Linked DNA regions of Homo sapiens: region 1 is linked to region 2. A link is a loop called in an ENCODE intact Hi-C map of the cell type or tissue named here. Cell type or tissue: mammary epithelial cell. All regions are shown on one strand. Each heading gives the region's core, and the rest is flanking DNA. Links, peaks and the distances in the headings are about the cores only.

Region 1 (5,398 bases), core at 300-5,299, 280 kb after region 2:
CAGCTCTCAAACCAGTACTAGAAAAAAAAAAAAGTTGCTAAATTCGTACAGCCCTCAAAATGAGACATTATGTCCAATTCTTCTCTCCATTTCCTTGAAGAACCATGGACCAGGGAGTTCCTCTTGAGAGCTGAGCTGGGACAGGATGACTGGCAAATTAAATAGATTATTCCACTACCAAGTAAAGAAGATACAATTTTTAATCCTTATTTGTAGGGAATACTCTACCACTAGTATAATATAATCATGCCCCTTTCTTTTTTTCTTTTTTTTCCAAAATGCACTTATTGTATTATAATTGTTTTAATGGCGGTGTAACATTTATCCATAAAATGTATGTCGTAGTAGAATTTTTTGTTTTTGTTTTTAATTTAGAGACAGTCTTGCTCTGTAGCTTAGGCTGGGGAGCAGTGGTAAAATCATAGCTGGCTGCAACCTCAAACTCCTGGGCTCAAGCGATCCTCCCTCCTCAGCCTCCTGAGTAGCTGGGACTGCATGCATGTGCCATGGCAACAGGCTAATTTTTGTATTTTTTGTAGGGACAGGGCCTCTCTATGTTGCCCAGATTGGTCCTGAACTCCTGGCCTCAAGCGATCTTCCTGCTGCAGCCTCCCAAGGCACAGGGATCATGGGCAAGAGGTGCCTGGTCCTTTAGTTTGTTTTTGTATCATCATTTCAGTCAATTGAACAAGAAATTTTCTTTGACTTTAGAGCAATTTGACCAAGGCCCTTTTAACTGACCAGCTTCCCCAACATATGGATTAGTGGAATAGGATTGCTATGAGGATTAAATGTAATAAAGCAGTTAGAATACATAGTGTTTTATCAATCTTATGCAGTAAGTTAATGATATTTGCTTACAGAAATGGAGTACATGTATACCCCCACATCCTCAATTTAGTCCTATTTTATTTTATTATTATTATTTTTCGAGACAGAGTTTCTCTCTTGTTGTCCAGGCTGGAGTGAAATGGTGAGATTTTGGCTCACTGCAACCCCTGCCTCCCCGGTTCAAGTGATTCTCCTGCCTCAGCCTCCCAAGTAGCTGGGATTACAGGCACCCGCCACCACGCCTGGCTAATTTTGTATTTTTAGTAGAGACAGGGTTTCTCCATGTTGGTCAGGCTGGTCTTGAACTCCCGACCTCAGGTGATTCACCTGCATTGGCCTCCCAAAGTGCTGGGATTACAGGCGTGAGCCACCGCACCCGGCCTTTAGTCCTATTTTAAACACATGAATTCCTGTCTACCATAACTGCATTATCTCTGATATCTATACCCCTCTGTCAGTATTTCTGCTACTATGACATTTCTGTCTGACAATGACTTACTAAATATAAGCTATAAATAAACAAAAAAAAGAAACAGGACTTACTTTTATATGGCAGATATTATCAGTACTGAGCCATCCTCCTGGCATAGGTATTTTAAATGAGATAAAAAATAATTCTATTTATTGATAAATGCCATTTATGATTGATAAATATATCATAGTTGTGTTATAATTTTGTTTGATATGGCCACTGCCTTGACATCCCTTTTTAGGCCTGAAAAGTTATTTGAAAGCTAATCATACCTCATCACCTTTGGTCTAGTTAAAACTTCCCCCTCCTTTTGTAGCTGTTTGATAGATGCCATGCTTATTTCTAAACACACTGACCCTAAACCCAGCACATCCTGCAGCTGCTGAGCAGGATTCAACCCAATGGTCAACATCAGAGTCTCGGCCCTCACCCCCCACCCACCCACTGGTTGAGTACCCCGCTGTTGCTGGATTTTTCCACCTGCCCAAGTGGCCACCCTGCTTCTCTCATAGATCAATGAGTAACAAAATGCTTCTGTGATTTCATGTCGTTTACTGTGCTGTCTCCTCATTGTGATTCACCTGACTGATGTACTTAAACCTGACTCTCCTCCCAGTCAGGGTTCTCCTGGAAGGTAGCTACCTTGGTATGAATACATTGGATATAGGTCAGACAAAAGCCCCAAGGGTGTCTGCCAATATAAAGGGAATCTTTGTCATGGGTTGGATACCTAGGTATTAGGCCATGCATCAGGATAAAGAAATGTCCCATGAAAGGCACACTGTAAACACCCACAAACACATCCTGTGGAGCCTGTCAGGACAGGCCTAGAATTTATAACCATTTTCCCGAGAGGGAGCTGAAGACCAAATGTAAAAACAAACAAACAAAAACAAGACCAGTTGCATCAGAGGTCAAATTTGACTGATCTGTTTAATATTCAAAAGGCTCAGGATATATAGTATTGCAATGTTACTATGTTTAAGACAGCAGATAAAGCATAAAGGATGAAATAAAAAACTTTTGACTCAACATAGAAAACTAAATCAATTCAGGTATTTAAAACATTTTTTAAAAATAGGCAATGGAACTGAACCACAATGCACCTTGTCCCTTTCTTATTATACATTGCACAGCCGACTTCTCAATAGCTGAGTCAATGTCTCAACACTATTTCTATTTCATCCACCCATTATCCCTATTGTATGGGCTTCTTTTCTAATATCCTGGCATATTTCTTTCTGCAGCCTTCACAATTTCTTTCTTGGAGGACAAAAGAGACTCAACATGAAGGAACAAAGCATACAGCAAGGGAATCAATATAGATAGATTTTGGTCACCAAAATACTGAACAGTAGGATATTAGCAAACCAGCAGTGAAAAATGGATATTGGGAAGGATTTTAAAAAAAAGGGAAGAAGAAGGAGAAACATTTAGCTGATGATATATAAAAAAGACTACTTTATAGAAGCAAAACTTGGGGCTCCTGATTAGGAAATATTGCCATCTAGTGTGAACTAATTTCACATGCAGTACTGTTGCAATGGAGTGTTGCCAGTACACTTTATTGAAGATGTAGGGGCCTACAACTATGGAATGTAGATTGATCATTAAATGCTGTATTGTTGAAAAAAAATCTCACTGATATAATACCACATTTTAGTTCATTTGTTTTCCACATAATATCATGAATAAAAAAGAGCATAAAATGAAATACCTTAATAATAAAAACATAATATTAAAACATGAGTGTACCTCAGACAGACTTTATCACTCTTGATATTTCACTGTTTTCTCCCTTTAATGACTTAGTTATGAGCCGTGCTGTGATTCTTTAATGTTACATTCATAAAAAGTATTTTCACACTTAATGAAAAAGAAGACTGTGTTTTAAAGTATGTTATTTCTTTTTCTATTATTTTACCAAATAGAATAAAATAAATGTTTAAAGGGCACTATTTTTGCCATCTATTCAGTAAAGACAAAAAAAAAACAATGCCTTCTTTCCTAAAAGTTAGTAAAGATTAGAATGCTGAAAATTCTTGGTGTGACTGACATTAGAGCAGATGGTATGAATCAATATTTCCTTTTTTTTAAAGATCTTTCTCTGGAAGTAGAAAGATACATGGTATGAATAAAATAAAATTCTATTTTTCTTACTTAAGACTTACAACTAGCTCATGTTAAGTATTTCTCAATTGCTTAATGATATGAATTCAAAATATATTACTTTTAATACTGAGCTAAACTGTCATGTTTAGATATATTTTTAAATATAAAATGTTCCAAAAAATGATGAAACATATTTTCAAATAAAAATAATATGAAAACATTGATCTTTGCATTTTAATGTTTTCTTTATGGATTTAATTCCTTTTGGATAAAAATTTAAAATGATTTTTTCACAAACTTTTAAAAACTATAAAAATCCCTTTATTTCACAATTAGTCTTAAAGAATAGCAGGTAATAGGATTTTTTATTGGCAATATCGTTATATTATTGATATATAATTTTTGTCTGTTTCTACAAAGAAATTTCCTTTTTAGTCAAGTTGTATATCTATTTTCAGAAATTAGTCTTTTATTTCTATTAGATTCTAAGATTTTCTTTTCATATTTGGTATTCCGCAGCTTCATTACTATGTGCCTAGAAGTAAATTGCATTTTTATTTATCTAGATCAGAGCTTCGTGAGATACTTCAGCCTCTGCAGTCTGAGAATTAACAGTGACGTGGTGGCTGGCAATAATATGATGAGTTGGCTTACTCAACCCAGAGCCCCCACCACCATCACACACACAGAAGGTCTTCAAAAGCTTTTGTACTGAATTTAGGTTTCAATATTAGATGCATTTTACTTTGAAGTCAGGGAGTATCATACCTCTAGTTTTATTATTTTTGCTAAAGATTGCTTTGGCTATTCAGAGTCTTTTGTGATTCTATAGGAATATTAAGCTGTTTTTTTTCTATTTTTGGGAAAAATGTCATTGGAATTGTGATAGTGATTTCATTAAATTGGTAGATTGTTTTGGGTGGTATAGACATTTTAACAATATTAATTATTCCAGTCAATGGACAGGGATATATTTCCATTTATTTGTGCATTCTGCACTGATTTTCATCCGTGTTTTATGGTTTTGAGTGCAAAGGTCTTTTACCTCCTTGGTTAAATTTATTCCTAAGTATTTTATTTTTATAGCTGCTGAAATGGGATTGTTTTCTTGATTTATTTTCTGATAGTTTGCTGTTGGTATAGAAAGACTATTGATTTTGGTTTTTCTATATTGATTTCGTACCCTGCAACTTTACTGAGTAAGCTTATTAACTTTAATAATTTTTTTTTGGTAGAGACTTCAGGGTTTTCTATGTATAACATCATGTTATCTGTAAACAGAAAAAATTTAACTTCTTCCTTTCCAATCTGGATGCCTTTTATTTCTTTCTCTTGACTAATTGCTCTAGTTAGGACTTCCAGTATTATTTTGAATAGAAAGAATAGGCATCTTTGTCTTGTTCCTGAGCTTAAAGGAAAAGGTTTCAACATTTTTCTATTGATTATGATGGTTGCTGTGAGTTTGTCATATATGGCCTTTATTGTATTGAGGTGCATTCCTTCTGTGCCTAATTTGTTGAGGGATTTTATTGGGAAACAATGTTGAATGTATCAGATATTTTCTGCATCTATCGATATAATCATTTGATTTTTGTTTTTCATCTTGTTGAAGCAGTTTGTCACATTTATAGATTTCTATATGTTGAACCATCCTTGCATCCCTGGGATGTATCCCAGTTGAACATGGTGAATGATCATTTTAACATGCTATTGAATTCAGTTCACTAGTATTGTGTAGAGGATTTTTGCATCTGTGTTCATCAGCGATATTGACCTGTAGTTTTCTCTGTTTGTATGGTTCTTATCTGGCTTTGGAATCAGGATAATGATGGCCTCATAAAATTATTTTGGAAGTATTCTTTCTACAATTTTTTGGAGGAGTTTGAATATTGATATTCGTTCTTTATTAAATGTCAAGTGGAATTCAGTGGTGAAGTAATCAGGTCCTGGGCTTTTCTTTGCTGGGAGACTTTTTATTGCTAA
Region 2 (5,398 bases), core at 93-5,092:
ATATCCTAGAGGGAAGGACCAGAGCTGTCACAGCGTCTGCCCTACTGGAGCTCGTAACCCATGAAAAGACACCACTACAGCCACATATTGCAGGGAGTAGAGAAATAAATATTCTTCCCTCTCCTCTCACCCCCTGACCTTCTGCTTATAATTCCCATTAGCTAGACCCAGCCAAAAACAAATCAGCGAGGAAGTCAAGTGATGTAGTTCCAGAAAGTTTAGTCTCCAAAGGCACTGAACAGGAAAAAAAAAAAAAAAGTGCAAAATGGATGAGGAGGAAGAAATGAAATATAAGCAGCCCTAAAAAGAAGAATGGGAGCAGATACACCAGTCAGAAGGTATTACAATAGTTGAGGCAGTGGTGATCTTAGTTTGTTCTACAGTTACAGTCTAAATATATTCTGGATATATTTTGAAGGTAAAATTGCAAGTTTTATACAGTGCTTTGATGTGTTGAATGAAAAGGAAAAGAGTAAGAGGGCCTTTAGGGTTATGTAACAATGTATGAGATGGAAGTTTGGATGGACACGTATATGAATAGGTGAATCAAGATAGATATAGACAGAGAAAGAACAAGAGAAATGTTTTAAGAATAGAATGTCTTATTTTGATTAAGTATTATTACTTTGTATTCTACTTGATTTCCTTCTTTCATTCCTCTGGACGTATTCTTTCTTTCTGAAATAGCCTTACTCTTTTCCATGCTTGGCAAACCTGTACTTATCATTATTGCTTAAGTTTATGCAAGACCTCCTGCTGAAAGTGTTTATCACATATCACCTATCTTCAGTACATTGAATATCTTTATCAATAGTCATTTCCACTAATAGAAAAATTTTCATTATTTTCTTATAGCTACATGTCTTTTTCTTAGTGAATTGTGATAGTTCAGAAAAAAACTTGTATCTATGTTTATGTTTTTAAGACTATGCCTCTCAAATCATGGGCAGGAACATGATAAATGTTCATTTCAACAACTAATTAAATATGCTCTTCTAGATGTTAGAATTAATCACTTTAACTCATATTTTTACAAGGAGAAAAGTAATTTAATTTTTATAATGAATGTCATCTTGTTTTCAAGCTTGCATTTGTACTAATGGCAGAACGATTTATACATAATATTTAGAAGAATTAGAAAGAACTCCATGTGGTTAACAGTTATGTCTTTCATTAAACTGGAAGTTCAAAGTCCTTATTAGGTCTATCTCTCCTCTCTCAAGGAGTCTCACCCAACCCCCAGTCTTTCTCCTCCCCAAGAGGGTGTCAGTTGAAGGAAGAGGCTTGTATGTCTTAACAGTAGTGGATGGAGATGTTTTTCTTCCACATACTCTTCTCTGGGTCCTGGACGACATGGCTGAAATGTCTCTGGGTGTCCCCTGTGGTAGATGCTGGTGCCCACTGATGTCTAAATCGAACTTGTCAGAACTGACCTTAGGGCGTGGCCTCTGCCCTTATTTACATCTGCTTCTGCTGATGTATCTAACAACTGGTGTAGTCAGTTGAAAACCAGTTATTGTTTAAATTCAGAATACATAGCATGTTTCCTTTATTTTCCTTGTAATTCATTCGGAGCATTGTATAAAATATATATCTGTGGCACCAGGAATTACCCAGATGAGTATATTTTTCATGCTAAAATGAATTTCATTATATATATATATTTTTATATTATACTTTAAGTTCTAGGGTACGTGTGAAAAATACATTTCATTCTAATGTTCTTTCCTAGCCAAGGATATCAATAAGTCTTTTCCAAATATTAAAATTATATTAACTATTTTTCTACTGCATAGTTAGTTAAATGATTTACCTTAAATTTAACCCTGAAATACTTCAGAGAACAAACATTCAACTTATGATACATCTTTTATAGAAAGTGCCCAATATTCCTTTCTGACTGAGCATATACAAATGAATAGGAAACTTAAATCAAGTATAGGGATACATTCTAGGGAAATACATATTCTTGTGAGTATTTTATCAATAACGTGTTTTAAACGTATTATTTATTCATCACCATACATTAATGTCAACTCTGTGGCAGACCTTTTGCTAGTCATGGGGCATATAATAATAAGTAATATGTCCACTAGGGGGAGACAGAGACAGAAATAAATATGTGCGACTACATGTTGAAGGTAAATTTGAGGCAAGTAGGTAGATAATAGGAGGCACAAAGGGAGGAGTAGTCAATATGCCCTGGCATCAGGGAAGACTTCATAAAGGAGGTGACATATGTTGTGTCTTGGAAGAGAAGTAAACGTTTGTCAGGGACTCAGGAAGGAGAGTTTTTAAGTAAAGGGAGCAAATTCAGTGCAGCATAAAATACATGTCATAGTCAAATTATTACAAGGTGTTTGGAAAATCTACAGCATAGAAGTCATGCAAGCACAATGAAAGAATACACTATAAGAATTAGGAGACAAAAAACGGAGAGTTTTATACAGTGTTCTATCAGGTTCGGAATTTACTATTGTTCATTGGAGGAGCCATTAAAGGTATTATTCAGGGAAACAGCAGGATTGTATTTATATGAGGAAGGTTGGAACGGTAGACAAGTTAGGTCATTATATCAAATGCTAAGAGAAGTGACTGGCCTTAGACAGCAGACATGATCTTGGGGAGGGAAAAGGATTACTATGAAATTGTAAGGAATAAAATGGGCCAAATTTTATCTTGAAATGAAAGTAGCAAATTTGATAAAGAGAAGAAATATAACTTGATGCCTACTAGCATTTTCCTGGAATTAATTAATTATCATTGTAGTTTAATTTACTGATTAAGGACAAAAAATACAGAAGTTTAGGGAAATATGCACTAAGTATTTATTATGTAAGATTACAGTATAGTGTAATAACAAAGTAAGGTGATTGCAGATAAAAGTTTTTAACAGACAGATGAGCAAAATGTTTGGAATGTCTGGAATTCAGAACATACTGTTATCCACTCACGTGAGAAGGGCTGAGACCGAGGGTAGTGTTGAGAATTGTAAGGATCTGCGATTTTACCCTGCTTGCAAGCTAACAATTAACCTGCCAGGGTTTAATGGATGCTGGCAGAAAATAGAAGACTCCTGGATCAGAGCAAAAGACTGTGTTATTCATGGCAATAGTAGTAGCAAGAAAATCAGCATTTTCCTCAGTTCCACAAATGCCAATTACCACATTGTGACATGAAGAGGACCAAGTGACACCTGTATGTGTAACAGGATGCATTACAAAAAAGGAAACTTGAGCTTAGAGAACCTGAATATTTTAGAATGGGCAGTGACTATACCTGCCCTTTGAAATGAAGGAAGATTTTTTTAAAATTTATTTTTCAACTGAACAATAAACAAATCTGTCCTTTGCTTCAGAAGAAGATACTATCTCTAGCTTCCAAAGTTGCACAGTATTCAAACATTCCTGAAAAGATAGTCCAGAAGAAATGCAGTGAATGCCTCTGCTCACAAACTGGGCAGAGACATGACAGGCCCATGAAGAACTCTCTGCCAACAGAAAGTAATAGCAATAATTATATATATAATATATAAAAAACATGTATATTATATATGTTATAACATATATAATATATAAAACATGCATATTAATATGTTATAACATATAATATATATAAAACATGTATATTATATAACATATATAATATATAATATATTATATAACATATATAATACCGTATATATAATATTTTCTATATATATTATTAGTCCGTTTTCACACTGCTATAAAGAGCTGCCCAAGACTGGGTAATTTATAAAGGAAAGAGGTTTAATTGACTCACGGTTCGGCATGGCTGGTGAGGCCTCAGGAAACTTACAATCACGGCGGAAGGGGAAGGGGAAGCAGGGACCTTCTTTACGAGGCGGCAGGAAGGAAAATTGCTGAGTGTAGCAGGGAGAGCCCCTTATAAAATCATCAGATCTCTTGAGAACTCACTATCATGAGCAGAAAAACCGCCCCCAAGATTACATTATTTCCACGTGGTCTCTTTCCTCTCCCTTGATATGTGGAAATTATGGGGATTAGAATTCAAGATGAGATTTTGGGTGGGGACACAACCAAACCATATCATATCATATCTCTATCTCTGTCTCTATCTCTATCTGTATCTCTATCTATCTCTATCTCTATCTATAGATCTATCTCTCTATGTATCTATCTGTCTGTCTATCTATCTATCTATCTATCTATCTATCTATCTATCTATCTATCTATCTATCTATCTAAAATTAGTACGAGTGATAAAATACTTAGTCCAGCAGCCGTTCTGGCATCACTCTCTGACACAAAGTCTTTCTACACTCTAACTAGTAGACAGTCTGTTTTATGGTTCTTGACTAGTACTTAGTGCCACTGATGAACAATTCCTCAGTTCTCAATATAGATTTCAACTTTAGCATATTATTTTCTAATACGCTCTGCTATAATTATAAATGCTTTCATATATATGATAGAATATTACATATATGTAATTCCTATATGTAATACATATATTCCTATACATATATTTATGAGTACAAATAAGTGTTTTCATTAAATATTCATAGCCAACAATTTTTTTCTTGTAAAAATATATTTCCAATATTTCCAGTTGGCACCATTTCAAAAATAGGTACTTGAGAGATGAAAAACTGGGTGTTACAATTAAGAATTTTCTTGGAATTCTCGTTCTATACCTCTGGCAGTTATGGCCTTCACATATAACAGTGTTTTGTGGTAAAAATGGATCACTTTAATGTATTCAAAAGACTATGTAAGAACCAATTATAATTTTGTGTTCTAGAAACTGGAGCAAAATTGTTAGTAACAGAAACTCATAAATGCAAATGGCATTAATTAATAAGCAGCATTTACAATTTCAGAGAAACTAATAACATTATGCATAGGAATAATGTTATATAAACTTCTGTTTATCTAATTACTGCAGTTTGCCAAGAAAATCATAAATCTCCTTAAGTCCTTAGCCTTTCTTATGTGCTTGTGCTGTGGTTTGGATATTTGGCCTCTCCAAACTTCATGGTAACCAATGTGGGATGTGTTTGGGTCATGGTAGAGGATCCCTCATGAGTAGCATGGTGCTCTCCTTGTGGTAGTAAGTTAGTTTTCACTCTATGCTTTCCTGGGAGAGCTGGATGTTAAAAACAGCCTGGCACCTCCATGCTCTCTCTCTTTCTTCATTTCTTGCTGCGTGATCTCCGCACACACTGGCCCCCCTTCATCTTCCTCAATGAGTAGAAACAGCCTGAAGTCCTCAACATAAGCAGATGTTGGTGCCATGCTTCTTGTACAGCCTGCAGAACTATGAGCCAAATAAACCTCTTTTCTTTATAATTTCCCAGTCTCAGGTATTCAATTCTAGCAACACAATGGACTAAGACTGCCTGATAAATTAATAG

The links. A loop is a pair of places that touch in the nucleus more often than their neighbours do. Peaks named below come from ENCODE experiments on the same cell type or tissue, not always from the same donor. Only the 100,000 strongest peaks of a DNase experiment are listed, where the experiment ranks them.
Region 1: a loop joins it to region 2, with 16 times the contacts of the local background. A loop is called at or near these places in 13 of 110 quality-filtered maps.

Annotation. Positions count from the first base shown.
Region 1 is chr13:69,576,947-69,582,344 of GRCh38, reverse strand. No RefSeq gene overlaps it. Among named protein-coding and RNA genes, the nearest start is that of LINC00383, 360 kb to the right of the region's middle. RefSeq lists an enhancer at 1,629-2,203. In mammary epithelial cell, for the core only: a CTCF peak has its summit at 2,810 (motif pointing left); a DNase peak (open chromatin) is centred at 1,984; H3K27ac peaks cover 757 bases.
Region 2 is chr13:69,854,119-69,859,516 of GRCh38, reverse strand. All of the region lies in intron 5 of KLHL1 (kelch like family member 1), which reads left to right. Among named protein-coding and RNA genes, the nearest start is that of KLHL1, 250 kb to the left of the region's middle. In mammary epithelial cell, for the core only: a CTCF peak has its summit at 2,084 (motif pointing right); no DNase peak of the experiment used is centred there.